Regions from separate parts of the Mus musculus genome. Here regions 2, 3, 4, 5, 6 and 7 are each linked to region 1. The links are chromatin loops, found by intact Hi-C in ENCODE. Cell type or tissue: left cerebral cortex. All regions are shown on one strand.

Region 1 (4,000 bases):
GATCACTAGTAGGGTGCAGTCTTCATATGTGTGAAGCTCTGGGTTCTATCCCCAGCAAGGGGAATAATGAAGTTTAAAGGACTTCAAAGAAAATTGCAATATAAATGCAAAATATATAATTACCTTGTTCTAAGCAATTTCAGTGCTGCACTCCATTTCAAACAGGCAGTGCTATTTCATACATCCATTTGGTATGCATTCAACGCCTATTATGTGAATAGGCAGCGAGTTGAGAGTGAATAGAGGAATTGACAAAAAGGATGTCTACTACTGTCTTCCCAAATACAAAAGGTGATTCATTCTTAAGGATGTATTCTTCTCAAAGAATCTTATTGATTACGTGGAATACTACATCAAGGATAGAGATGGTGCTGCGAATGGCAATTTAATACCAACTGAAATGTGGAATAGCACTCTGATTTAAAAAAAATGTTTTCTTTCAGCAGAACAGCTTTGCTGCCATTGCTGTTTGTCCAACTTGAGCAGACTTTTTAGTTCATACAGTATTAACTCTTTTCTTTCCCAGTGACCTGTACCTCCTAAATGTGCCAAGATGGTTCCATTGCCCAGAAGGAAGCTGTCATCAATGCCTGAACTTTTAGTTTTCTTAAAAGATGGGGTCAAGAGAGGCAAAGCATATGAAGATGCCAAAGCAGGATTTGAGACTTTAGAAGGGATTCATGAAATGCCCATCCCTTCTAGTTTATACCCAACTCTCTCAGCTGTTATACTATCAAGTCTTGGGGTTCTCTCTCATTATTCAGACTGGTAGACTTCCCCAGCTCAACCCACAGCTGAACACAATCACCCACGACACCCCCAAACATGGCACTCACACCCACCCACTTCCTTCTCTTGACAGGGCAACCCTCATGGATCCACCCAATGGTTGACTGGCCTTCCAGGGCCTCACCATCACCCACCACAGCCACCATGTTCCACGAACTGGCCTCTCCCCCATCAGTCCCCGCCCCTCACTCGGAGAGCACCCAATGGGAGGAGCTGAGGCCGTGGGAGGCGGGGACTAAGGCGGGCCCATTTAAAGAAAGGCTGAGGGCGAAAGGAGGCAAGAGAAGAGAAGAAAGAGAAGCCAGGGGAGGGGGCGGGCGCCGTCCAATGACAAAGCCCCGGGGTGGGCGCCCGCCGCTGCCGCCATCTTTAGCCCGGCCACAGGACAACCAGCGCGTCCTCCGCCCCGAGGGGGAGGGGCGGCGAGGCGAGAAAAGTAGCGAGCGGCGCCGGGCGGAAGGCGCCAGCACAGGCTAGCAGCGCCGGGCGGAAGGCGCCAGCACAGGCGAGCGCCGCCGAGCCGGGCGCGGACAGGGACGGCGGGCGGTCCCGAGCGGCCTCTGATGCGACGCGGCGTGAAGAGGCGGCGGCGCCGGCCCCGGGCTGCCTGGGGCGGCGGCTACGGAGCGGAAGGAGGGGCCGGGCTGGAGGCGCTGGAGGAGAAGGTGGTGTACTCGCGGTCGCAACTGTCGCTGGCCGGAAGCACGGAGGCGCTGGGCGACGCCTTCAAGCTCTTCATGCCCAGCAGCACGGAGTTCATGAGCTCGGAAGCGGAGCTCTGGAGCTTCCTCTGCAGCCTCAAGCACCAGTTCTCCCCGCACATCCTGCGCAGCAAGGACGTCTACGGCTACTCCTCGTGCCGGGCACTGGTGCCCGACCCCCCGGCGCCCGACAGCCGCCCCGCGCGCCGGCCGCGCCCGCGCGCAACGCCCAGGAGGAGGCGCCGTGGAGCTCGGGCTGCCGCGGACACCCGTAGGCCGCGCCCCGCCGCTGCGGCCGCGGAGCCCGGGCCTCCCGCATCCAGCTTCGGGGGCCGCACCCTGGAGGAGATCTGGAGGGCGGCCACCCCGACGCTGACCAGCTTCCCGACCATCCGCGTCGGCGACGACGTGTGGGGCGAGCGCAGCCTGGCGGTGGCGCGGCGCAGGGCGAGCCAAGTGCTGCGAGTGGACCTGGACCCGGTGGTGAGGCTGCGCCGCTTCCCGGTGCACCGGCTGTGATGCGCGCTGCGGCGCCTCCTGCCGGCCGCCGCCCGGGGAAGCTTCCGCGCGCTGGAACGGACTTATGTCAATGTCAGTCGAATGTTTACAGAACCGGCCCCCTTTGGTGCACTTTATGCGCGAACTAGGCCCCTGGATGCGGTGCGGCGCCGCGGTCCAGGATCGGGACAGGTGCGGCCCCCACGCCCGCGGCCAGACGGGACGGCCGGACCCGCGACAGAAGTCCCTTTGCTTCCCAACCCGGATGGAGACGTCTCCAGAACCTGGAGGGACACGTGCGTTTTCTCCCTCTCGGACTCTACCTCACCGGTCTGGAAGACCTCCGAAGACTTACAAATTTTTTTCTCCAAAGGAATTTTGTTTTCGTGCTTGTGTAATACAGCCAGAATTTTACTTGCTCCTGATTCCCCTTCTGTTTTCTTTTTGACTGTCAGCCCCACTTTCTGGACAGAAGATCGACTATGTTTCCTGGTGAAGTGCTGGTGTACGCTCAGGGTATTCTGAAGGCCACTCGTTTTCTAATTTTTACTGGATTCCAAAGCTTTGATCAAGGTCGTCTTTTAAGAGTTTCAAGCTTATGACTGTTAATGTAAGGATTTGTATGGCTTTGAATTTCATGAGCTCAGTGATTAACAAGAGATGCAAAGTACAACTTTAAAATAAAAGGTTAAGGTGTTTATATATAAAGTTTTATATTGAAAGTTTATATTTACTGAGCTCCTAAGTAAAATGGTAGAATATTCTTTAAAAGTTTTGTTTAAGAAAAAGTTGACTTACTCTATTCATTTAAATTGAATAAAATTGAAGTGTTTTGAACCACATGGCTTGTGATAAAAATTGAATAAATTTTGAAGAAGATGTTGGCTACAAGAATGACTGGAATCCAGTTGGAGGTGTTTGACCTCGCTTCCTGGTGTAACATAATATTCAGGATTGTTAATGGGAAGAGAATTAAGATGGAAGTTGCTTAGGAGAGATCAATACGTGTGGACATTGTGAATAAACAGATAAACAGAATACCCTTTAGAATTCCCAGAATTGTGAATGATCTATAGGGAGGGGCAGGGGCATTTCTTGGTACCATATAACTGGTCAACGTTATTTGGCAGAAAAGTAGATCTTAATTCTTTGTTGTTGAATAACAAGAAATGCCTAAGCTAATACTCATTGTATTTCTGAAAACCATGACAATTGGTTGACAGTTTGTCCTATGAGTTTTCTTTTTCTCTTCTTCCCATTCATCATTGTGTTTGCAATCTTTGATAGCTGAAGGCCACAGGAATCAAAACATGGAGCCACACAGTACTGACCCTTCTTGTACTTGTCCACTTTTATAATAGCGTGTATACCATATGGCCCAGAGTGGAGTTCTTGATTATCCAAGTGCCTTTGGTCATTGGTGGCGGCAAGACTTGGTGGGTTTTTAGCCAGTGGTGCCACAGCCAGCTTTTTCTGCAATACCTAAAGGGTCAAATAGTGTTTTTTCTACCACTGTTATTTCAGATTTAAGTGTTCTGCCATGGGACATTCCTACAGGGCTGGAACTTATTAAGCACTCAGCACTAAGGTTTATCTCTGCTTGGCAGTTTCTGAGAATAATGACAGTTGCAGTTTTGACTCTTGTGTTTCTAGAATTCAACGGCATAGCTTTCTGAATTAAGTATTTTAAGTTTTTAATAGTTCATGAAAAGAGCTGTGAGTTTAATTTTAGTGTTTTTGTTTTGTAAAAAACCACACACACACACACACACATATATATATATATATACATATATGACTTTATGCCAGTTTCCCACAAGCCTCGGTCTTTTATTCACCACTCATTGATAATACATTGTTACAAATACTGTTACTTGAGTACATGAAAGGTGGGTCACCATGAGAGGGAGAGTGTTAGAGCTGTGTCATGGGAAGCTAAGACAGTTTGGTTATTAGCTTCCATTGCCAAATGTATTTCAGAGACATGGGATTTTCTTCCCAGAAAATATATT
Region 2 (4,000 bases), 400 kb before region 1:
TACTACCCAATTTCTGTGAGGACACAGGAAGTGCTCACTCTACTGGTTAAAGGATACTAAAACAGTAGGGGAAAAGGCTCCCTTCCTTACCCTATGCCTTCTGGAATACCTGATTCTTTTAGTTAATAATAAGGACATTGTATTGTGGCGATACTGAGTGGGCTATACCATCACTTAGATTCTTTGGTACCATGTCTTGCTCCAATTCTCACTGTAATTAGCATCTACTATATGGCAATATTACTTTCTACCTGCCCAATATGAACGAGCAAATCAAGGCACATTCATTTCTGTGACTTACAGATTTACTTCTTCTATAAACTGACTCCTTGCATGACCTGCTGCAGCTCTGTTGTATATATTCATGAGATGTTTACATCATACAGTAGTAAGGTTGAAGAGAAACAATTATCAGATTAACCTGTTGGTTGTCATAGCAACTGCTAGGGTTTTACACAGGTTTTTTTTTTTTTTTTAAGATTTATTTCTTTATTTATTTCATATACGTGAGTACACTGTAGCTGTCTTCAGACACACCAGAAGAGGGCATCAGATCCCCATTACAGATGGCTGTGAGCCACTATGTGGTTGCTGGGAATTGAACTCAGGACCTCTGGAAGAGCAGTCAGTGCTCTTAGCCCCTGACCCATCTCTCCAGCCCACACAGTAGGTTTTTAAACTTCAGTAATAAAGCCAGATGACTTACCTGTCAATGACGTAAAAGTTGTCACCGTCATCACCTTGGTCAATTACGTGTTCCCCTTCTTTGACCAATTTTTCAAACATGGCATCTAAAACTTGGGACATCTGCTCCTATTTTAAATAGACAAAATAACTTTATGTGTATCTAGAACACAGTTCCTCAAGTAACCGTATAATTTTTATATTTTTGTGAGAGATTTCAAAGAAATGAGAACATCATTACCATTGAGTTTTATCAAAAAAAATACCATTTGTCTCCCTCACCACATACAAGTGAGGTTATTTATTCTCATATTCAACATCTGAATGAAAGTAATGATAATTGGCCTACTTTAGAACACTTCAAAGTATCACCACTTTACATGGAAAAGAACTACCAAACCACCACACATCTTGAGGAAAAAAATTTTAAAAGCTAAACTAACTAGGATGATAAAGAACTGTTTCAAATTTTTGTAAACTATCTGTTCTTAAAACCTCTTCTATTTATCGCTAGAACTAGGGAGGCAGTTCCCTAAACACCTGGTGAAATTACATCCTAACTTCAATTTTACAGTTTGTGTCAGTGCCCAAAACAAAACAGAACAAAATACAGACCGAGGTGCAGTGGAGGGAAGCTAAACAAAACCAAAACAACAAAACAAAAAGCAAAATCTGCCACTGTCTTTTCTGTCAATGCATTTCCCTTAAAAAACCAACATCTACGTCTCTAGGAAAGCTCTTGACGGATTATTAAAGCCGCATCTAACAGTGCTGGAGGGGCCAATGAGAACAGCATGGGAAGCAGCCACACTAAAATCCTGTGCTCCACCAGGGTGCAGCCAAGAGACAAAGACGAAAGCCTGAGAATGGCTTCAAGGTGCAGGTGGATCAGATACCAACCTTCCCATCAAGTCCCTCTAACCCAGACAACACCCAGCAGCCCAGACTTGACTTAATTTCCCAGACAAGGATCAGAGAGAAATCAAACAAGCTGGAATAGGCGCACCAAACCCCAGTGCCGGGAAAGCAAGCTCTTCACTGCCGGGAAGACGCTCCCAGGTCTAACAGCTAGCTCACAGGCTGCCCTGCTTCCTCAGGGCTCTCAATCTGCTTTTGGTTGGCAGCCTCAACGCAACCCCATGCCATAGGTGTCCCAGGAACAGAGCAGGGTTTTAGACAGTGCTGCTTATCACCCAGAGACGGCTCAGGATGACATTATACACAAAGGCATATAAAAGGATCCTTACAATAAAAGACAAAAACCTTAAAACATGACTGCTATTGTTCTCTTAGGTCCACAGGTGCGCTGAGACAACTGTAGGGCTCCACACTTCCCCCGCCTACTCCATTACCAACAGCCCTAGCACTGGGGGAGGTTTGTTACGACTGATCAGCGCTCAGTGACTCTCGGACCCTGGTCTGCATTTACCTTTACGGTTTGTTCTTGGTGTTACACATTATAGGTATGACAAACATCAAATGACACATGGCCCCCGATTGGATTATTTTAAGTATATAAAATTAGAAAGAGTAAAACCCAAACGATGAAGTCAACAAAGAAAGGGAAGAGGAAACTAAAAATGAAGAAATATGGAATGAATTTTCCAGAACTAGAAGACACAAGATTTTAGGCTCTCCTGTGGCCAGCAAAGACCCCATGTATAGAGATCCGAAATACTTCTGAGGAGGGTGTGCCTTAGAATAATTTTGGAAAGAAGATGCCCAAAGTCTCTCAAAATAAAAATAAAGAGATACGCAAACTAAGATTGAAATAGGATTCCACTCCTCTCACTTAGCAACGTTCACTTGTGGAGGACGGCATGAGGAAGAGACATTCTCACTGGCTGCTATGGAAAAGTACAAATGGAATGAACAAATCATGGCAACATTTAGTAAGCTCTCAAATGTGCAGCCTCCACTCTGACCACTCCTTCTCCAGGAAGCCACCATGAGGTGACATATGCTGTGCCACTATTCACACATCACAGCATCACAGAACAAAACTGACGCCTCCCTACGGTGCTGGGTAAATAAATACACTGCACATGTTCCTATACATTCAGCACGTGGGGATTCCCCTGCCTCCACCTTCCAAGGGAGTTGATGGCTGTGGCAGGACTCTCAGAAAGGTGCAACTGAAAATGAAAACCTGCTGAGAGGAGTGGGCAGGGGGAGCATGATGCACATATGGATGCACTGGCCATCTTCCGTCTCGCTAGTCCTGCCCCAAGGCCGGCATGAGGACCACAGGACCACGAAACATGGGGTTTTAACACAGCGTAAAGGCCCGCCCAAGTGTAAGAGCGATCGCGGAGCTGTCCTGCTAATGTGTTCTGCAGCTGCAGCAATGCTGAAACGCAGACTCCTCGTGCACAGAAGTACTTTTCAAACTGTGCTGAGTTCAGGGCTTAGTGCAGAGGGACTTCAGTCTGCAAAACAGGATTCCAACTCCATCCTCAAAGTACGTTTAAGCCACTACATTTTGACATTAGCTTTCTGAAGTCAGAGTACAAACTAACGGGTTTTATCGCAGGACTCTGCTACAGTGTCATTATCTGTGTATCTGTTCTCCTTCCCTGATAATGTCCCCCTGTCCCTCGTCCCTTGACAGGTTGCTTCCTCCCCATCTCCCAGTCATCCCCTCTGCTTTCACATCAGTCACCCTTTTACTCCTCACCCATTTCCCCTTTCCTTTAAGTTAAGGACATGTCTCCTCTGAGTCTCCTTCCTAACCCACTTCCCACGCATGGAAATTAGAAGTACATAGGCTGGTGTATATCACTAAACATAATGATCTCTGGTTTTATCCCTTTTCCCAAAAACATCAGACCTAGTCCTTTACAACAGCTACTAAGTGATAACATTAGTGGAAACCAGCATGTTTGAACTAGTGCATCGAGACCTTACTATTTTTCAGAGGAGTTGTAGTTTCATAGCAAGTAGAGAGGGATGCACAGATTTCCCATAAGCTGCTTGAACAAGCCTCCCTCAGCATCTTTAGTCCCCACCAAAGGGCTCCATTTGTTGCCTTGAACCTACAGACACACCATTTTCACTCAATCAAGTCACAAGTGAAAGGACATGGCTACAGTTTCTCTGCCCCAGCAAGAGTCTGAAGCCAGCTGTTCATCTTTTCTGTCCCTTGAGTCCTGGTTACCACTGAGCCCATTTTACAGACTCCACCTACTATTAGGGGATGTCTGACAGGTTCAGGTAGGGCTAGCCTTTTCAATCTGGCTTCTTTGACTTACTAATACATGTTTCCTTTGTGCCTTTCCATGGCTCCACAATCATTTCCTTCCACTGAATAATATTC
Region 3 (4,000 bases), 410 kb before region 1:
AAATATGAGGCTTTATCTATTATAAAATGTCTAGAAAAGCACTTTCACAATGAATTTTGGCAGAGCCGAATTTGTAAGGTAACGGTTCTTTCATGAACCTTCAAAGATAAGAAACAGGTGGTCTCACTGAGGAGGCATTTGAGCTAAGAAATGAAGGAGATTCATGGAGAAGCCATGGAGTTGTGGGGGAGGCTGTCCTAGGCAGACAGCACATGCATAGATCTGAAGGGAGGGCTGGCATGCGTATGCAACAGCAGGAAGCTAATGTCTATGGCAGGGTGGAAGTGCAGCAGTTAGCAAAGTTGTCTGAGAGGTACAGACAAGGGACCTCGGTGGCCTTCTTCAAAGTTATCCTGTCCTGGGAAGGTTGTTAGCAAGACTGCCCTGATCTGGAACTTAAAAGGATTCTTCTGTAGGTGGCTGATAAAAGTCATACAGGAGGCAATGAAGATACGGACAGAAGGTGGGGCTGGTGAAGTTAACAAAATGATTGGATGCTGAAGATATTCTGAAGACAGGGTAGAGATGATTTTCGACACATGAGTGCTAGTGGGGAGAAAACCGAGTGGATGCTGACCTGCTTACACTTGTTATCTGATAAACAGCTCCTGTAGACTTGCTATAAAGTCCAAAAAAGAGCCTTATTTCCAAAAAGCAGGATAAAATGTTGTTACATGTAGTAAAAGAAATAGCAGTAAAAATCTTATATCGCCATCTGTTCTTTTCATAGTAAAATATAATATACTTTAAAACTCTTGTTATCGTTATTACCACCTTCATTATCGTTATTTCTTAGGGTACTATAACACACACTCTGTGTGGAGATCAGGAGACATTTCCCACCTTCATATGGGGATTAAACTCAGGTTCCCAGCATGGCTAGCCTCACAAGACGGTCACAAGAACTTTTCAGGACACGAGTGCTTCCTAGCAAAGCAGCCAGCACAGCAGAGTGACAGCTCAGCTCACCTCTAGAGACTTGAGGAACGGCAGGGACTCGATAAAGCTCTCGTACATCTTCCTCTTTTTGGCATTGTTTTTTACAATTATTCTCCTGAAGGTCACCCTGTCCTAAAGAGAGCACAGCAAATACAAACGGAGTTACCGTTGGAACAAGGAATCCCTACAAGGCATACACAGTAACTAAAGACTTCAGAAGTAAAAGATTATAGCATAATTATAATCAACTAATAAAAAATTACATATTTTTATTTCTTTAGACACAAAATTTGCTATAAAACCATATAAAATTTTCTTTCTTTTTTCTTAGAAAAAGTAGCATTTAGACCAGTGATTCTCAACCTGTGGGCCACAACCCCTTTGGGGGTTTGAACAACCCTTTCACAGGGGATGCATATGAGATATTTACATTATGATTCATAACAGTAGCAAATTATAGTTATGAAGTACCAACAAAATCATGTTAGGATTAGGGATCACTACAACCTAAAGCATGATATTAAAGGGTGAAACCACTGATTCAGACAGAGTCCACAAGGAGGCACTGTCACCCTATAAAAAAAAAAAAATCCCAGTACCGTTGCCTCCCTGTAGATGGCAGGGTAACAAATTCAATTAAGTAGACAGGACAAGATCTGAATTTTTATATAAAAAACGAAATAGGACAGACTCAGTCTGGGAGTGTATTCTTTGTAGTATTATTTTCTTAAATATCTACTTCAGTAAGACATAAAGACACAGAAATAAAGGTACTGGCTCCCATGTTCTTGAAGTATACATGCATGGAAACGAAATCTACAAGAAACACTACTGTGAAAAGAATTAATCCAGAAAGAATTCATTCTTTATTAGGCTCTTTTTTATACCCATATAATATCATAATTTTCCTTTTGAAAATGTGAAAGTACAAGCAAACAGTATTCTTGGCTGAGGTCTTTTCCCAGAATTTACCACGTTTACAGTCTAATTGTTTCATATTTTTATGATCTCAGAAAATGCAGAACTTAATTTAGGAATGACAAAAATGTTTACACAAAGCATCTCATAAAGCTATGTTCCAGAAATTCTCATAAGATGTTTTCATTCTTATGTAAATATCCCATAATCACATAGTTTGGCATACACCAGTGAATAATGATACCATTTTAGTAAAATTAAAACTGGATATTACTTAATCAATACTTTGTTATGCCAATATACGACAGATATAACTCTAGCCATGGTGAACTGAATGTGTCCATCCTCAAGTCCGTGTGTTGCAATCCTAACCCTCAGCATGGTCCTTGGAGTAGGCCTTAATAGGTGATTAGGCCACGAGTGTGGAGTTGTCATAGAATTAGATAATTCTCATAAAAGACCCTTGAGAACTGCCTTGCCCCTCCCACTAATGAGGACATCTAAGAGCTGGCCCTCTTCCAGGCACCAAAGTTCTTGTGCCTGAATCTTAAGAGTTCTCAACCCCCAGATCAGTGAGATGTCGATGCCTGCGCCATCTTTGGTGGCTTGTGCTAACAGCCAGGCAGAATGAGACACTAGGAAGTTAAACATCTTGTTTCCAGAGTTGGTTTAGATGCCAGCTGTGCTTTGGCGCCAGCTGTCAAGCCTAATGGCCTGCCTTCAGTCAGCAGGGCACAAGTGACCTCTACATCTGGGTCCCCCAGTACACAAAATAAAAAGTAAATATAATAAAGCATATTTCTAAATTTTATGAGTTAATTCACAAAAATACTGAGTTCTTTTGAAGCCTGTCTCAGAACTTGCTGAGATAATTTTTAAAACTAAAGACGTTGGTTAATCAAAATCGCTACATGTCTGATGAAATAATTTATATCTATAAAAGTGTCCCATGTGATTGTCATATACAGTCAGATTTGGGAAGCAGGTACATTTTAAAGACAGACCTTTGTTGTTGTTAAAACAGAGAAGGCCTGAAATAGTTTAGCCATTTAGAAATAAATCATGAATTGTGTATCTCAGGAAGAATTGTCTATTAACTGCCTGCCATTTCACAAACCACTGTGACTGAACAAATCCAGGAAGCCCAATTTCAAAAGCTTTATTCCCAGTCACCTCCACAATGGCCTTTCTGAGTCACTGGTGTGGCCACGACTTCAGCTAATCTCTCAGGGCTAAGAGCTGCAGGGTGCTATTTCCAGAGTGAGGCTCTAAGATGAAGATTCCTCTCTGCCAACTGCTTCTCTTTACACCAGCACTTACAACCACTGGGCAGGCTGCAGGCTGTGGGATTCTAACATTTCCACTCTGCCTCAACTTCCCCTAGAAGTGACTGGGTATACAAATTATTCTTAAAAAGCAAGTTTCAAATATGATGAAAGTATGCTCATTATAATTTTCAAGATATTGCACTTATGCATGCCTCAAAAACTATCACTGTTTATAAATGTCAATAACATGGATAAAGCACCAAAAGAAATCTCTGAAATTTTTCTTAGAAGTTTAAGAACTGTGCACACAAAAACTCCGAGCCCTTGTACCTTGGTTACCATTAGCATCAGGGCTGAAACCATCCAGGCTTGGGGGGCAATCTGAAAATATGTGATCTTGAACTAAGGATGTGTGAAGACACCTAATTATTCTTTGACACCCTGACTGGCAACTCCAGTGGGACTTTTAGGGTACCCCTTCTGTATCAAGCAAGTCATGATGGAAACAAGATTGGCCCCACACCCCTCCCACCCCACACTCTGAGTCCTTCCTGCACAGAGATGTCTGCTCCGATGCGGCTCCTCTGTCAGTTTTAAGGCATCCTTAACATACTCGGGGGTGTGGTTCTTTCTACGTGAAAGAATCTCCATTTTTTTCAATCCCATAACTTATAAAAATGACTCATTTAATAGGCATACAATGACTACTTGGCTCCAATAAAAAAGAAGCTTGAAGTATCTTGTTTTTTTCTTTCGAGGGAGATGTTTTATGAGTCAAAGGCTGAGATGAATGGTACACTCTGTAACTCAGCAACCCTCTGGAACCGGACAGTTACAACCTCTTCTACAAAGAGCTGAGGGGGAAACCTAACACC
Region 4 (4,000 bases), 430 kb before region 1:
CAAAACCTTCACACGCATAAAATAAAAAAATAAATCAATGTTTAAATGAAATGTTTATATGACAGAAAATACTCTCCTAAACTTAATTACAATCCTGGACATTTTCATATTACGACAACCTGTAAAACAGCCTCTTCTTTTTTTTGTTCAGACCTGGTGGGCTTAGCACTCAGGAGGCAGAGGCAGGAAGATCACTGTGAGTTCTAGTCCAGCCTGTCTATACAGTGAGTTACAGATCACCAAACAAGCAAGGCAGCATTTCTATAGCAGCGTTAATAGCTTTTTATTTTCAAGGATTGCTAAGGATGGAAGACTGACAGGAATTCAAGGCCAGCCTGGATTAGACATCAGACTCTTCAGGACAGGTAGTTCAATGAAGACTATGCCATCTGTCTTCTCTCTCTCTCTCTCTCTCTCTCTCTCTCACACACACACACACACACACACACACACACACACACTGAAGTAACCAAAAAAAGTAAAAAAAAAAAAATGCTCTAATAAGGTTAAATTTTAAATTTCACTCTTTTTTTCAAGTAGCCCTGGCTGGTCTGGAACTCAGTATGTGTCCAAGGTCATGACCCATTTTTCTGCTTATACCTCCCAAGTGCTGGGGTTACAGACCAGGTATGGGTTTAAAAAATTCTAACTTCCATAATGAAAATGTAATATAAAGTATGACCAGGAGTAAAGTAAATGCAGAACAAAATATGAAAGTACACGGAATTATTACTGACTTTGGGTAGTAACAATTGAAATGATTCAAATTTTCTGAATTATGAGATTTGTTTTCCCCTTCTTGTACACATGTGAAATTTAAAACACAGAAACCATCTGCCGTTGTTTTATTAGCAGTTGGGGAATAACAGGAGAACTTGTAAGAGAGTACTGACATCTTTATTTCCAGCCGATACACAGACCAGATTGTGGTGCACACAAAGAACCTTCAGGCCCAGAGTCTAAAGATAAAATACAATAGTGATAATCTGACGGTATATTAAGAGCGGAACAAACTGCCTTTCAAGTTCACTTGAGAAATGTATGACAAAAAAAAAAAAAAACACTGAGAGGGCATCCTTGTATTTAAGTCAGGGAAGTTAACAAAGGAAGGGCTTTCCCAGGAAGAAAAGATAAATAGGTTTATAAAACTAAACTGGGAGCTATAATAGAAAAAAATTTAAAAAGGTTCTGAAATTTACTAGTCGAGTTGAAGTAATGTTCAAAAGCCTAAGGTATCTCGAAAACTTGTCTTAAGTTTTCTTTTTTCAATGTAACTCCACTTCCCCCAATACTCTTGGTTCGACAAAGCTGGGGTTAAAGGGAGAGGTGAAACACCGGAACCAAAACACAAAATTACGGCTCCAAATCACCGCTGTAACTACTTAAGTATTTATAATTGCTAAAATCATTCTTCGACTGTAACCCATCCTAAACCCCCGCCCCTCTCCCTAGAGAATAAAGCTCCCTTAAGCCCAACTGAGTCCCCCCCAGCAGGTACAAAGTGCCAGGAACCGTGTCCCGCCCAGCTGTCAGTGCCTTCGCCGGCTGAGAAGTCCCAGGGAGTGAACTCCGGAGCGCTCAGCGCCGGGAGCACGCGAAAGCGAGGCTCGGGAAGCCGGCTGCGCCCCAACTCCTTTTTGTTTTGTTTAAATCGGCCTGCAGAGGGAGGAGCCGGGCCTCGCCCGCGGGCCTAGTCGCCGGGTCAGGCCGAGCAGCGCCTCCCGGAGCCGGCCAAGTCCACCCCCACCTCTTTCGCCATTCATCGCTTCCTCCCCTCCCCCCCATCATGTGACCGCAGCCTGGACGCCAGGCTTGTTTTTCCCCCTTAGCGCAGCCCCACCGCGCACCGCGCAGGCGCCTCGGAGCCCATTCATTCGAACTGCGTAACAATGAGCCCCGGGCCCGACGGCTCCGCGAGCTCCCCCGCCCGGCCCGGGCCCCGGAGGCAGCTTCGCCTCCCCGGAGCCCCCGGCCCGCTGGAGCTCGCGGCCGGCGTCCGCCCTCGGCCCCCGCAGCGGGGAGTGGCGAGGCAAACTTTCCGGAGCCCTCCGGAGCGCCAGGCCCCTCCCCTGCCCCGGCCCCTTCCCCGCCGGCCCCCACCGCGAGCGCCACCGAGCCCCGAGCTCCGCCACCCCCACCACCCCGAGTCCTGGGAGCCGCGGCCGTCCAGGCTCGGAGAGCTCCCGGGAGGCCCGGACGGCGGGTTCCGCGCAGGGGATCCAGTGCCCAGAGTCCCAAGGGTCTCCGCTCTCGCGGCCGCTGCCCGGCCCCGAAGCTCCAGCCCCTCCCTTGCCCACCCCCCACCCCTCAGAAACCCCGCGACCACACAGAGTCAGGACGCAGGCCGTCTGTCGCGACAGCGTCGCCAGCTGCTTGCCTGCGCGTTTCCCGACGGCTGCCCACCTCTCTGTGGCGCGCCGCGACTCCCACCGCCGCGTTTACTCCTCAGCCGAAACTTTCCTACTTACCAAACCCGTCGCCATTACCAAGTCTTTCAAGCTTCGTCTTCCCCCTCCCCTGAAGCCCCCGGGGGGCTGAGCCTTCGTCCACCTTTCTCGTCTTTAATTGGTCTGAAGAACTGCCACTCTAAGGTTCCGCCTTTCCATTGGAAAGTGCCGTAGTCCGTCTCGGTGGGCGGGCATGTATTGACTTTTCTCTTGTGTTTACTGGAGAAGGTGGCTTGTCAATCACTACAGAAAGCGCTTTGGATTGGATTGCTGCCGAGACACGGGGGACGGGAGCCAAACTTTGCTATCGAAGTGGATTGTGGGTTAGTAGTCTCAGCCTTGCTCCTTAGCTGAGGAAATTACCGGGGGGGAGGAGCTGACTGAACTACATATCCCAGAGGTACGCGCACAACGCAGTCTTGATAGTAAACAAGAGTCATAGGGACACGTGTATCAGCTCGTTTGTTTTGGTGTCTGAGACAAAAGGGAGGGGGCGGAGGATAGGAGTGTTTTAAAGCCAGGGCCACCTCTCTTCCTTTAGGCCTCCCAGAGGGCCTAGAGCGTCCTTGGTTGGGTATTTCAGCACCCATTCCAGGCCATAAACAGCAGAGTCGCTTGCTGCTCAAAGTTTGGCTGGTGGCCAAGGTATTGTTTTAGTGCGAGGGGAAGAAGATGACTGCACAAGCGGAAGCAGTGCAGGCTAGCCAGGGACTTGATCACTTACAAATCACGGCCCAAGCACGTTGGGGATTACAAAAGTTGATTCAGTACTGCCCTCCCTTAGCAGATGAGCTAGACAGATTTTTTTTTTTTTTTTTTTTTAAACTTAACCAGCCCTTGACTCAATACGCCGCCAACAACAACTGGGGAAGATTTACCAGTGTCCAGTTTGACCAGAATTAGTTGAGACACAGCCAAGTGCCATGTACTGTAGGGTTTAAGAATGAGACAGTATCGGACTCAAGAATTTATACAGCTGTTTAGAGTACTGGACTATTGCTTTGAATTTGAGGCATTCGAAGCGATGTTTCCTTATTGGCCTACATTTTCTTTTAAATTAATACAGAGGAGTGTAGATAGACTGTATTTGTCCGAAGTTAGTTGCTAGGTTACTTGTGTCTTTGGTGAATATTTTTAACTGTCTCTCCCTCCCTAAGCGTTCAGACAGAAAACTGCCTTTCCACTCTGTTTCTACTAGAAGTTCCTCCTGATTTTTCTAAGGGAGTTACCAAAAGTGGGGAATGGCTTTTCTGTGTTAGTTGCTTCCTTTTAAAGGAGGTTGCTCATAGCATCTGGGTGCAGTCAGTCTGTAATTGGCATTTTTACTATTCACATTATAAGCATTACTATAGGCATTATTGAGCTTTTTTTCTTTGAACATGAAGTGTTTAATCATGTAGGGTATGGATTAGGTTTTATTTCTTCCTATTACTAGAAATGTGCTGAAATTGAGAAAGAAAGGAGTACGAATTCTGCTCAAGTCAATTTAGGGAAGAGCTCGAGGTCATCTTTCAAAACTGCCCGCATTTCTAGACCTGAAAGCTACAGAACAA
Region 5 (4,000 bases), 520 kb after region 1:
CCCCCCCCCCCCGTGGTGGTCTATAAAGAGAACTCAGGCTGCTGCAGGTGACAGTGTGGAGGTTACAGGGTGCAGGTGACAGTGTGGAGATGGCAGGGTACAGGTGACAGTGTGCAGGTGACAGTGTGCAAGTGACGGTGTGCAGGTAACAGAGTACAGGTGTCAGAGTGCAGGTGACAGGGTACAAGTGACAGGGTGCAGGTGACAGGGTGCAGGTGACAGTGTGCAGGTGACAAGGTGTAGGTGACAGGGTGCAAGTGACAGGGTGCAGGTGACAGTATGGAGGTGACAGTGTGCAGGTGACTATGCAGGTGACAGGGTGGAGGTGACAGGGTGGAGGTGACAGGGTGCAGGTGACAGTGTGCAGGTGACAGTGTAGAGCTGTCCTTCTGTCACTTGCTCTCATCTTGCCTCAGTTTCCATCAGGGTGGATGTGAGGGGACTGAGGGATGAGTCCAATCTTTGATGTCTTAAATAAAAGGCTCTCTATAAAATACCTAAACCTAGTTAGTACTTGGTGTTTAGTCCCAGCAATGGGATAGCAGAAGACAGGTTTACAAAGCTTAGTCCCTCAGGCATCACAACCACCAGAGACTCGCCTGAAGTCTAGCTCTGCGGGCTGTGAGGGGTGCCGGTACCATCAGTGCTGTGGGGGTGGGGTAGAATCCGCTTCTCTAAGTCACTTGACTCTTTGGCTCTCGGCTGTTGCTCGTTCCATCTTTGGGAGAGGTTCATGAGAAGGTTTAGAGGGAGGAAAGGAAAGGAGGAAATGATAGCATTACAATATCTCTTTAAAAATTAAAAGGAAGAGAGTGGAAGAGACAAGTTCTCGAAACAGCCTGGATGCTGAGCTCAACCCAAAGCACGGGTGTAAGCTCTGGCCAGCAGCCCTCAGAGGCTTCCAGCTCAGCGGCCCGAGACTCCTCACTGAAAATATCCAGCATCTGATGAGGCAGCTGCGGGTTAAATTTAGCCTTGGCAAACTCAGGCCTTGGCTGGATGCTGGAAGCATCTGAGTGGATGGATGGAGGGCCGATGGATGCGTGGATAAAGAATGGACACATGAACAGGTGGATGGACAAATGGACAGACAGGTGGATGGATAGACAGATGGATGGACTTAGCACAGGTAGGTGTGAGAGCCTGGGCTACTGTGGCCTGTGTGATGATGATGCTGACACCAGGAGAGAGGCAGAGCTAGAGGAAGGAGATGAGTTGGGAAGCCCTCCTCTCTCAGTGGCCACCAGCCTGGCACAGCCCTTTGATGGCCAAGGGAAGCATGAAGATAGATGCAAGGAAAAGGAGCCATAGAGACGGTGAGAATCTGTAGAGCCATGTCCCCTGGAAAACTGCTGTGAGGGATCATCCAGTAATGTCACATTAGCCAAGTAAGGTCCCGCACTGGGTCCACAGATATTCAGTGTGACCTTTGTCCTAGCTGTGTGTCAGAGGCCACCTCAGGGCTTTTATGTCATCATGATCCAACCGTTATTTGCTTCCTCAGTGACCTGTTAAAGTGCGAACAACTATGGACGTTGCGTTTCCTTGGTTAACGCAGTTATCGTTGCTGTCCCTGGAAGGGGTAGAGGACAGAAGGGCAGGGAAGGAATGATCAGCATGAATGAACTAATGAATGGAGTGTCTCTTGTGTTAATATGCTGACACTGGAGGAAGCAGTACATACAGTAACTGTAGCTGAATACAAAGAAATTACCTTCCCCGTTTGGTAGATGAGAAATAATGTGCCTTATTTGGGGCTTCCATGAAGATTAAATGAGAGTATTTGACATGAGATAGCTCACTTCAATAGATGCTGGGTGAACTTGGTCGTCAGAGGGCCAGAGAATCCCTCCCACCTCACGGTTTGCCAGTCTGGCTTTAGCATCCTCCGGGCCAGCAGGTCGCCTGAGTATCACACGACTACACTGCCACCTTCTGGCCACCTGGAGTACTTCAGCTGTGCTGCCTTTTGAACAGGTCCTGCCCAGATGGACCTGCAGACTCAGACTGTCCTGCACTGAGCTGAGCTGTACAGCTGTTGGAGCAAGTCACCTGGGACTTCAACAACCTGGATTTCAGTCTTCTAAGCAAGGTACGGACACTGGGGATCAACAGCCCAGTTCCCCCATTCCAATCCTCATTTACAGGTTGTTGGTCTTAACTGTGTACTGTACTGGAATGTCCTGCACACACACACACACACACACACACACACACACACACACACACACACACACCATCTGCATCCTACACCAGACCTATGGGATTAGGCTCTCCAGGAGGCCTAGGGGTGGTTCTCCATGAAAAAGGAAACCTTCTCAAAGTCTCAACCCAGTTCTGAGAATTGAGAATTTGGTGCCTCTTTGTGTCTGCTCCAGTCACCTTTAGTCTTTCACAGCTGTATAGATGACACAAGCCAGGCTCTCTGCACTTAAAATCAACACAGGGAGCTAGAGACAAGAGGAGGTAAGGACAGAGAGAAGCGAGAGCTGACTGAACAAAACAAAGGGGAAGAAAAGTGGCCACACTGAAGCAGGTGGAAAGGAAAGAAAAAGAGAGGAGATGAGATTAGGGGAGAGACATGGAAAATGGGAGCTGGGCCAGAGGCAAACAAGAACCTAAACAAAATCAGTGGACAAATACTAGAGTAAAAAAAAAATTCAATGTATGGTTAAGATCAATATCCAAAAAAAAAAAAAAAAAAAACCCTTGCAGATATTAACAAGGTTGAGATAGCACACTAGAATAAGCAAAGATACCGAAATTCCCGGTACACAGTTTCAGAGGATTGCTTTTGCCTATATAGTTGACAAAACCCAGAAAGCCACTTACTTATTTCTTGGAGTGTGGAAGAAGGAAATAGTTTCCTAAATGCTGTTGGCAGTTATGAATGTGAATTGTCACATTTGAACACAAGAAGCTGGCACCATATAGCAAAATGCACCACCCATCATCAGCCCACCATCCCTGGGACCAGATGGATGCCTTAGGGACACAGCATTGTGGACCAAATGTTGACATATCAGGCTGGTTTGATTATGGCTCCATACAGCAGCCATGATAAGTGAGAAAGCCATGCATGTCACACTGGAATTTAAGGCCTGAGATGTTTCTTTGTAAGAATAATAAGAAAGCAACAATGTTCATAATTTTGTGCCACTATGGAAAGCACAAAATGTCAGATGTGTGTGTGTGTGTAGCATACAGTGATATAGTAATATTGAATGTTTCAGCTAGTTGGCTATCACCTGCTGTGTTTGTTATTTTAAATGAATATATAGGAATATAAGTAAAGGTGTCTTAGGATTTCTATTACTAATGTGAAACACCATGACCAGCAGAGTTTATTTTTCTTACAATTCCACATCACTGTTTAGCATAGAAGGAAGTCAGGGCAGGAATGTAGGGTGGGTGGGAACCTGGAGCCAGGAGCTCTGCAGAGGCTCTGGAGGAGTGGTGTTTACTGGTTGGCTTCTCATGGCTCCCTCTTATAGCACCCACAGCCACAGCCCAGGGGTGAAACAGCCCACAGTGGGCTGGACCCTCCCCATTAGTCATTAACTAAGAAAACGCTGTACAGGCCCACCCACAGCCGGATCTTTCTCAGTGGAGACTTCCTTTTAGATGAGTCTAATCTGTGTCAAATAAACAAAAAGCTAGCCAGCAGAGTAAGAATGGGCAGGCACACAGTAGGTTGACAGCATGCGTTACTTGAAAAGGGAAGGGGGTTTCTGTGGATAGGAGAATAAAGACAGAGTAACTGCCTTAACAAGGAAAAAGGAAAAAAACATGGAAACCTTTATAACAATTATAAATTCTAGGTATATCTATAAAATTGTACATGTGTGTTTACACATATACAGTGTTTTAAAATACAGCAGCGATGTTGAATCTGGTGGCACAGTCCTGAAATTCCAGCTACTCATAAGGCTACAGAAGGAGGATCACAGGTTCAAGGTCTGTCTTAGATACAGAACACATTCAAGGGCAGAAGGAACAA
Region 6 (4,000 bases), 440 kb after region 1:
AAGGTTTTTAATCTTGTACTATTTAATAGAATTTATTCCATATTCAAACAAATGGCTATCCAAGCCTCAGAGTTTCCATCCTGTCTGCATGCAGCCCCAATTGTCAGACATGAAGTTATGCTAGTTAGGATTTGACTTGTGTCCTGCTGTGTTTCTGATTTGCTTCGTTTCTATCCCTCATCCCTGTGTTCCCGTTTCTCTTTTGCAGAGCGGGAATGCTTACTCTGTACCACTGTATCTTGAAAGCTAACATTTTGTTTTGAACTCTGCAGAGAGCTTGGACTTAAAGTTTTGAGATATTAAGGATTCTTGAAGATGGACTAAATGCATTTTATACATCAGATGGTGATGAGTCTTTGACCAAAAGTAGAATTTTACGGTTTGAATAGGAACTGCCCTCTTCTGGCTTATATGTTGAGAGCTTGTCAGCTGATGGTACTATTTGGTGAGATGATAGAAATGTCATGATTTGGATGTTTGCTAGAAGAAGGTAATCAGGGCATGTTCCTGGGACTATACCTTGTCTCCATTCCTGCCCTCTCCTCACCACCTCCATTTTTGACTTCTATGAATCTTTCCTCTATCACTCATTCTGCCATGATTCCCTCCTCTACTCCAAGTCCAAAAAAGACAACACTGAGTGATATGGATCAAACTCTGAAACTATGAGCCAAATAGATGTTTCCTCTTTTATAACTATTTCTCTAAGGTATTTCCCCATTGCCAAATATCTAACACATGTGGTAAGAATAAATAGCAAGTCAGATGGGGCAAATTGGGGTCTGTGGCAAAGGCCTTGAGAACCAGAGCTAGTATACAGAGAGGGGAATGAGTGAGACACACAGCATATAAAGTTTGCAAGTCCAATGGGCCTCTCTTTGCAGTGATGGCCGACTAGGCCATCTTTTGATACATATGCAGCTAGACACAAGAGCTCCGGGGTACTGCTTAGTTCATATTGTTGTTCCACCTATAGGGTTGCAGTTCCCTTTAGCTCCTTGGGTAATTTCTCTAGCTCCTCCATTGGGGGCCGTGTGACCCATCCAATAGCTGACTGTGAGCATCCACTTCTGTGTTTGCTAGGCCCCGGCATAGTCTCACAAGAGACAGCTATATCTGAGACCCCAACTCTTAAAAGTTGATCTGCTTCCTTCTAGTCAGTCCACACTAGCATATAGCCCTTTGCGGGAGAGGGGCTTTTAAGAACTCTAAGAACTTCAATAGTCACCTTTTCCTCTAAAGATTGCTGTGGGATTAAGCCAGTAATATTCCTGCAGACCCTACTCTTGAACTTATCTAGCAATGTCAGTATGCTTACAATGTTAGCATTTTTACATTTTGGGCTTTTTCATTTTTATACAGGGAAAAAAACTGAAAGATTGCAAGATCAAATTTTGTTTTTAGAAAACACTACCGTGAACAAAGACTACTTTGTAATTAGAATCTTATCCCCACCCCCACCTCCACCCCCCACCCACCCCCCACCCCCCGCATAAAACAGCCTAAAATGGCGGTCAATTGTAGATGAATGGATGCTGTAGCTGAGCTCTTGGATCCTTTGAAAGCTGTTTGACTTTTCCTGGAGAAAAGTCTCAACAGTCCTTTGTGTCTTAAGGGGAAGGTTAAATTGAACCCTCTCAGACGATGAAGGGACAAGACCAAACTGAATCTAACATTGTTGAGAAGTCAAAGGCAAAAGGAAGCTACTAACTTGATGCAGTCTGTGCCAGTTTAGTTATACCGATTTCCCCCTGCTACTTGTATTCCATAAAAACAAAACAACAACAAAGCCTAAATCTTAGAATTCTTAAATGCTATTAAACATGCAAAGGGAATTTTAGTTCTATGCAAAACAAATTTGCAACTCTGTATGTGAAAACTGAACAAGAGGACAGGCTCATGGAAGTTGGGTGACGTCATCAGACGTCACTTCGCTTATTTGGGAGGTTACTAGCTCTTTCCCCCACGATTTAATGATTTAAAGGAAAACAAAAAACCAAAAAACAGATCCACTGTATAAGACTTGGCTGTATGCCTTTTACTTCCCAACAATATTAGATTCAATTTGGTCTTGTCCCTACATTGTCTGAGAGGGTTGAATTTAACCTTTCCCTAAGACGCAAAGGCTTTTCTCCAGGAAAAGTCAGCCTTCAAAGGATCAAAGAGCTCAGCTACAGACTGAGCGCGGAGAAAAGCAAGTCCACGCGCCAGGGCAACTCAGACCGCAAGCAGCTCCTCTGATTTTAAAGGAAAATCTAGAGGATCGGAATCCACAAGACGGATGGGGACCAAAGATTCCATCCATCGTCCAAGCGGGAGACAAAGGTAATTCAGCGCGTGCGGGAACAGGGAGACGACAGTGGGTGGCTCCTTGGCCTTAGCTGGTGGCGTGACTCCAACAAGACTCTCAGGACGAGCAGGGACTGGGTAGGACAAGAGGAAGGTCCGGGTTGGGGCGGGCAAAGAGACTCCCGGCAGGAGGGGCGAGGCTGGGAACGCCAAGCCACGCCCCTGCATCAGACCACGCCCCTCAGAGGCAGGCGCCCAGGTCACGCGCTGGGGTGACGGTCGGCTTTAGGCCCGGGGCGGGCGCAGCTGAGGCAGAGCGCGTGCCTCACGTCCTCCTCAGTCCCCCCCGCCCCTGCGCTGCGCACGCGCAGCCGTGCCCCGCCCCTTGTCCCCGGGATGGGCGGGGCGCGGAGCCGCCGGGAAAGCCGCCGGAGCGCGCTGGGCAGGGGAGCGCGCTAGCCTCCACCGCCGCGTCACGGACCTGCCCGCCCTCCCGGCCCCTCCCCGCGCTCCGTTCCCTGCTCTCCCGCCCCCCTGCGAGCGAGCGGTGACTTAAGCAACGGAGCGCAGCGAAGCCCATTTTTCTCCTTGCTCGCAGCCGCGCCGGGCAGCTCGTGGCGCGGCGTCTCCGCTCCGGCCCGAGATGAATGCTGCGGCAGAAGCCGAGTTCAACATCCTGCTGGCCACCGACTCGTACAAGGTGGAGTTGCGATGGGGGGGGGGGGGGGTCTCCGGGCCCGGGGCGGCGGGAGCCGGCGCGGCGGGATGGGGCAGGTGGAGGAGCCGCAACGCGGTGGCTGAAGGATGGAGGCGCGGGCCGGAGGCGGGGCCTACGCCGCGGCGGGGGCGCGGCCGGAGGCTCGGCGGGATGGGCGCACGCTGCAGCTACCGTAGCCGCCGGCGGCCTTGGCTCTGGGACAGGGAGGACTGGATGAGACCGTGGGACGATCGGGCCGGTTAGGTAACAGCCCCTGGCTCGGCAGGTACGGTCCTGCCCCGGGGAGCTCGGGGAGAGGTCCTGGCGGTGTGCCCCTCACCCAGCCAGTGGTCCCAGCGCGGAGGATAACCCGGCCCCGGGAGCCGCGTCTGATTCAGCTGTCCCACTCGGTGGGGTTGCATTTCCAACTCCCTTGCACCTAGGGATCATTCACGTGCCTGCCCCCTGGTTGCAGAGGCCAGTGTGCTCTGGCTCTCCAGGATCAACTACGTGATTTCTGTGAAATGGAAAGTGAAACACCAAGAGTTAAAGGAACTGGAGTTATAACCCTGGAGAATTTGTGGGGAGAGTAAAATGGCACATTGCTTTAAGGTGCCTATTGAGTTGACTCTTGCACTAATTCCATTTGATATGCACCTTAGCCAAGAGAGGAATGATGAAGAAATGCCCGCCCGCCCCCCCCCCCCATACACACTGTGAAATGAACTGCACTGATCTTCAGTTAAGTTTGTTAGCCAAGACGCTTAAAAGATAAAATGTCAGACTAGTAGGACCCTCGCGAGAACAGATTAAATTTTAGCTTTCAAGTTTAGTATTTACTTGAACATCGTGATGGTTTTGAGTAGCGATTTAGGCGTAGTACTCTCGTGGTTTTGTTTTGGTTCTTTGCTTTTTACTTTTTGTAGCCCTGTAATCTGAATGTTTCAGAGTCCCATTTGCTTACATACTAGTTTGTCCTTTTTTTTTTTTTTTTTTTTTTTTTGGTAAACTATT
Region 7 (4,000 bases), 88 kb before region 1:
CATCCATCTAACAGCAAAAGTAGCTTCCTTGCTCTTCACAGTCAATGGGAACAAAGATCATGGGCTTCTACACAGTTTCCAGTGACGTCATAGACCATGAACAAGGTCCTTGTTGCAGTAGGACCCCAGACCCAAACAAGACCCTTGCAGGCTGCCCCAACTGCCTGTGGACATATCACCTTAGGTGGCTGTGCAGGCTACTCAGACCAGTATGTACTCCTTCCCTGCTTCCCCCCCCCCCCCCCACGCTGGGGACAGCATGACCCAAGGAGATCAACATGGCTCCGGGTAGTAGACCACAAACCACAGACCTCTGCCTGGCCTTTGATGGTAAATTAGACCATGAACATCAACACACACCTTGGTGGCAATAGGACCTTTGTCCCAGATGTGGCCCTCAATGGCAGCAAGGACCCAGCATGGGTGGTTGCAGGCCTGGCTGGCTTATCAGACTGTTGGCTCTTCTGCCTGCACATCAGCCCCAGGTGGGGGGGGGTGTTCAATTTTTTTTTCCTGATGAATACTGATGCAAAAGTTTTCAATTAAATTATTCCTAACTTGACCTGGCTTGGAGGCACAAACCTTTAATCACAGCAGCTGGGAGAGAGAGACAGGCATATCTGTGAGCTTGAGGCCAGCCTACTTTACAGAGTGAGTTCTGGACTACACAGAGAGACCGTGTGTGTGTGTGTGTGTGTGTGTGTGTGTGTGTGTGTGTGTGTGTGTGTGAGCGTGCATGCTCTCTCGTGCACATGTACACACACACACACACACACACACACACAGAGCTATTGAAAACTGAATTCAAGAACACACCAAGGAGATTATGCACTGTGACTTAGTTGTTTTTACCCTGAGATGCAGAATGGTTCAACATACATAGCCCAAAACTTATAATGCAAGATATAAATAGACTTGAGGTAAAAACAGAATCACATGGTCATTTCTATCAATGCTAGTCAGACCCTTGGCAACACTCAACATCACTTTGTGATAAAATCCCAGAACAAGCTAGGAATAGAAAGAACATAGTTAAACACAACAGAGGTTGTATATGACCAACCCATAGTTAATCTTATAATAAATGAGGAAAAGCTCAGAGCACTTTTCTTATAGTCTGGGTGGAGTGAAGGATACACACTCCTTCCATCCTTATTGCATACAGTACACAATGGTTTAACCAGAGGAATAAGACAAGAGAATTATGTTTGCTATAACTATTCGTCTACAAGACTCTGTGTGAATAGAAGTCCTTACTACCCTTGAAGCATACACCCAGGACTAAAATTGCTGGGTCACAGAATGGCTCTGTCTATCTTACATGGATTTTGAATATGACAGGGAAACTGGTTACCTGGAGAATAATGAACAGGGTGATTGAATACAGTGGACAAAACGCTGTAACCATGGGTCTCCTAAATTCTACAGTGCACACCGCTGAGTAAGGAGTCAGGAGTGATTAATCCATAGACTGGTGAAATATTCCCTCACAGAAATACCAGTTTATCAGGTTCACATTGCTAGGGTGTGGTGTAACCTAGACCTGCTAGAGATGATGCAATATTTGAATTTCAGCAACCCCCCCCCCCAAAAAAAAACCAAAAACAAAAAACGGATGGAAATTCCCCACATGAAAATGAAGCAGGGCTGGTGAGGTGGCTCCCTTGACAAAGCATTTGCTTCAGGACATGATGACCTGAGTTCGATCCCCAGTACCCACAAGGTGGAGGGAGCCAATCTGCTCCTGCAATTGTCGTTTGATCACAAGGACAGCACAACACCCAGTGAATAACAGATAAGTGGAAAGCAAAATGAAGGAAGTAAAAAGCAGCTGTTTAGTGGTAGTAGTTTGATGTCCATTGCAGTGGACTATGAGTTCTTTACTAACTCAAAAACTTCTATATAGCTAGAAGAAACGAACAAACAAAAACAAAACAAAGAAAGAAAGAAAAAGGAGACAAGGTTAAATCACTAAGTGCCCACAGAAGCCAGAGAAATGATGAATGAGTTAACAAATCAGGCCTCTCTGGGTGCCCTGCTTCAAAGAACCTTGGCGAATGTGGTAGTCTCCAGAATATGTCACTTAAATCCAGACTTCGTAAAAACACAAAATGACAACCACGGAAAATGTACTGACATTTAAACCAAGCCCTGGGCGACGATGGGTAAGCTCCTGTAATAAAGAAAAGAGAAAAGAGACCGAGAAAGAAAGGGCGAGGGAAATCGGCTACAGGAAAAAACCCCAGACTTTCAAGCTGATAAACTTGAAGAGCAGGGAGTGTGATCTAAGGCGCCTCGTTTTAAAATACCTCAAAATTACCACAAGGTGGCGCTCTCGGGAATTTGACGCTCCAGACAATCCTGCTTCCCTGAAGTCCCGCTTTGTAGAAGGGTGGGCTGAAGGAGATGAGCCAGGCAAGGCTGCTGTGCCCTCTTCAAGGCCTGGGGTAGCTCTTTGACTTCCAAGCCTAATCTTACTCTCAGCGCGAGATCCATTAAAAACAGATCTTGGTGAGGCAGTCTGAGTCGGTGCTGCTGACCCCTACAGGCCACACTTGGAGTAGCAAAGGCTTAAACAACTGGAGAAATGAAGACTCGAATCTATCATGTTTAGAAAATTGTTTACAGAACAGCCTCTGTTCTGACCAATGGGATGATTCCATTACTAAGGTATAATGTTTGGGTTGTGACTTCAAAATACACGAGTATCTTCTACGTATTTCTGGATAGAATATCGACACAGGGATTAGTTCTTTTGGTTCGCCTAAAAGAGGACATTAACCTTGGAATGACTAAGCAAAACCACGAAAGCAACTTCCTCTCCTTCTCTCTCTCTCCCTCCCTGCCTCCCTTCCATCTTTTCCTCCTCACTCTCTCTCTGTTCCTCTCTTCCTTCTTAACAGAGTCTCACTAGGCTGCCCAGTCTGACCCCAAACCCAAGATTCTCACGCCTCACCCTTCTGAGGGGTTTGTTTGTTAATAGAGAAACCTAAAGCTGCAACCTTTTAAAACTCCTGCTATCCAGAGCCCAGCAAATGGAAGCGAGTCTCCTCTGCCAAAGCCAGGCTGCTAATTTATTAAGTCCAGTTAGAGGGACAGAATTCACGTGACTTAGGAAGCTGAGCGGCTTGTGGAAATGTTGACAGTGTGCCGAGGACCAGACACTAGGTGGAGCTTTCAGAAATGACTCTTGAAACCACAGTACAAAATGGTGTCACTGGGCAGCTGCTGTGTTGGCCATGTCCTGGTGAGGACGTCACTCTGAGCAGGAAGTTGTCAGGATTGCTGTGTGCTCCACAGGTCTGCCCCTGCTGCAGTGTGTACCAGGAAAACCAGGCCCTGTGGACTCATAACAGTCAAAATAGCAGTGACTGGCACTGAGACCTCTGCCCATCTAGTGGCAGAGAGGGCCAGTTCCAGAGGTGCCTGCCAGCTAAGGCTTGTACTGATGCATCGGGTTGGCTACATCTAAGTCTAACTTAAAACCAAATCTAGGTCCAGTACCTGGGAGATGGAGGCAGGGGGATGGATGAGGATCCAAGATCACACTTGGCTATGTGGGAAGTTTGAGACCAGCCTGGGCTACCAGAGACCCTATGTGAAAAAAAAAAACATCTAAATAATATATCTACTGTGGAATATGGAAAACGTAGTTTTCAGCTTTCTGGACTCAAAGGCTCAAGAAAATACTGTAAGCAAGGGAAGTCTGGAACCCTCTGCCCTCAAACTTCACCAGAATCCAGAGAAAATAGAGAAGAGCAATAATGAAATTGTGGAGCTTTGAATAAGAAGGGGCCCATAGGCTCATATTTGGATGCTTAGGGAATGGCACTAGGAGGCGTGGCCTTGTTGGAGGAAGTGTGTTATGGAAGTTGGAGTGGGGTTGGGGAGGTTCAGGGGTGGGGATAGGTGGGTAGTGGGTGAGTAGTGGGTGATTGGTATTTCAAATACTCAAGCCAGGCCCAGTGGCTCTCTCTGTTCCTGTTGTCTGCTGTTCCAG

Evidence for each region. A loop is a pair of places that touch in the nucleus more often than their neighbours do. Peaks named below come from ENCODE experiments on the same cell type or tissue, not always from the same donor. Only the 100,000 strongest peaks of a DNase experiment are listed, where the experiment ranks them.
Region 2: a loop joins it to region 1, with 3 times the contacts of the local background. A loop is called at or near these places in 15 of 42 quality-filtered maps.
Region 3: a loop joins it to region 1, with 3 times the contacts of the local background. A loop is called at or near these places in 20 of 42 quality-filtered maps.
Region 4: it touches region 1 in a loop (5-fold over the local background); 17 of 42 quality-filtered maps call a loop at or near these places.
Region 5: it touches region 1 in a loop (3-fold over the local background); 11 of 42 quality-filtered maps call a loop at or near these places.
Region 6: it touches region 1 in a loop (11-fold over the local background); 6 of 42 quality-filtered maps call a loop at or near these places.
Region 7: it touches region 1 in a loop (3-fold over the local background); 25 of 42 quality-filtered maps call a loop at or near these places.

What each region holds. Positions count from the first base shown.
Region 1 is chr12:32,377,632-32,381,631 of GRCm38, forward strand. Ccdc71l (coiled-coil domain containing 71 like) reads left to right here and starts at 1,158. Exons shown (of 1, transcript NM_001162903.1): 1 at 1,158-4,000. The coding sequence starts at 1,353. The coding sequence ends at 2,009. In left cerebral cortex, CTCF peaks have their summits at 1,986 (motif pointing left) and 2,187; DNase peaks (open chromatin) are centred at 1,095, 1,444 and 1,992; H3K4me3 peaks cover 3,269 bases; H3K27ac peaks cover 1,686 bases.
Region 2 is chr12:31,975,213-31,979,212 of GRCm38, forward strand. Prkar2b (protein kinase, cAMP dependent regulatory, type II beta) reads right to left here. Exons shown (of 11, transcript NM_011158.4): 5 at 707-813. Among named protein-coding and RNA genes, the nearest start is that of Hbp1, 27 kb to the left of the region's middle. In left cerebral cortex, CTCF peaks have their summits at 560 (motif pointing right) and 1,510; DNase peaks (open chromatin) are centred at 1,588 and 2,588.
Region 3 is chr12:31,966,244-31,970,243 of GRCm38, forward strand. Prkar2b (protein kinase, cAMP dependent regulatory, type II beta) reads right to left here. Exons shown (of 11, transcript NM_011158.4): 7 at 970-1,071. Among named protein-coding and RNA genes, the nearest start is that of Hbp1, 18 kb to the left of the region's middle. In left cerebral cortex, CTCF peaks have their summits at 1,517 (motif pointing right) and 1,719; DNase peaks (open chromatin) are centred at 165 and 1,520.
Region 4 is chr12:31,947,728-31,951,727 of GRCm38, forward strand. It overlaps Hbp1 (high mobility group box transcription factor 1), which reads right to left and starts at 2,518. Exons shown (of 11, transcript NM_153198.3): 1 at 2,469-2,518. The coding sequence starts at 2,483. In left cerebral cortex, CTCF peaks have their summits at 1,673 (motif pointing right) and 3,185; DNase peaks (open chromatin) are centred at 1,769 and 2,709; H3K4me3 peaks cover 2,499 bases; H3K27ac peaks cover 2,503 bases.
Region 5 is chr12:32,895,743-32,899,742 of GRCm38, forward strand. The region is part of intron 2 of Gm33484 (a long non-coding RNA gene); the gene reads right to left. Among named protein-coding and RNA genes, the nearest start is that of Gm33484, 11 kb to the right of the region's middle. In left cerebral cortex, a CTCF peak has its summit at 1,947 (motif pointing left); DNase peaks (open chromatin) are centred at 950 and 1,926; H3K27ac peaks cover 938 bases.
Region 6 is chr12:32,817,638-32,821,637 of GRCm38, forward strand. It overlaps Nampt (nicotinamide phosphoribosyltransferase), which reads left to right and starts at 2,698. Exons shown (of 11, transcript NM_021524.2): 1 at 2,698-2,989. The coding sequence starts at 2,933. In left cerebral cortex, a CTCF peak has its summit at 2,314; DNase peaks (open chromatin) are centred at 1,951, 2,543 and 3,130; H3K4me3 peaks cover 2,346 bases; H3K27ac peaks cover 1,808 bases.
Region 7 is chr12:32,289,761-32,293,760 of GRCm38, forward strand. No RefSeq gene overlaps it. Among named protein-coding and RNA genes, the nearest start is that of Gm33308, 45 kb to the left of the region's middle. In left cerebral cortex, a CTCF peak has its summit at 2,484; DNase peaks (open chromatin) are centred at 2,428 and 3,258; H3K4me3 peaks cover 363 bases.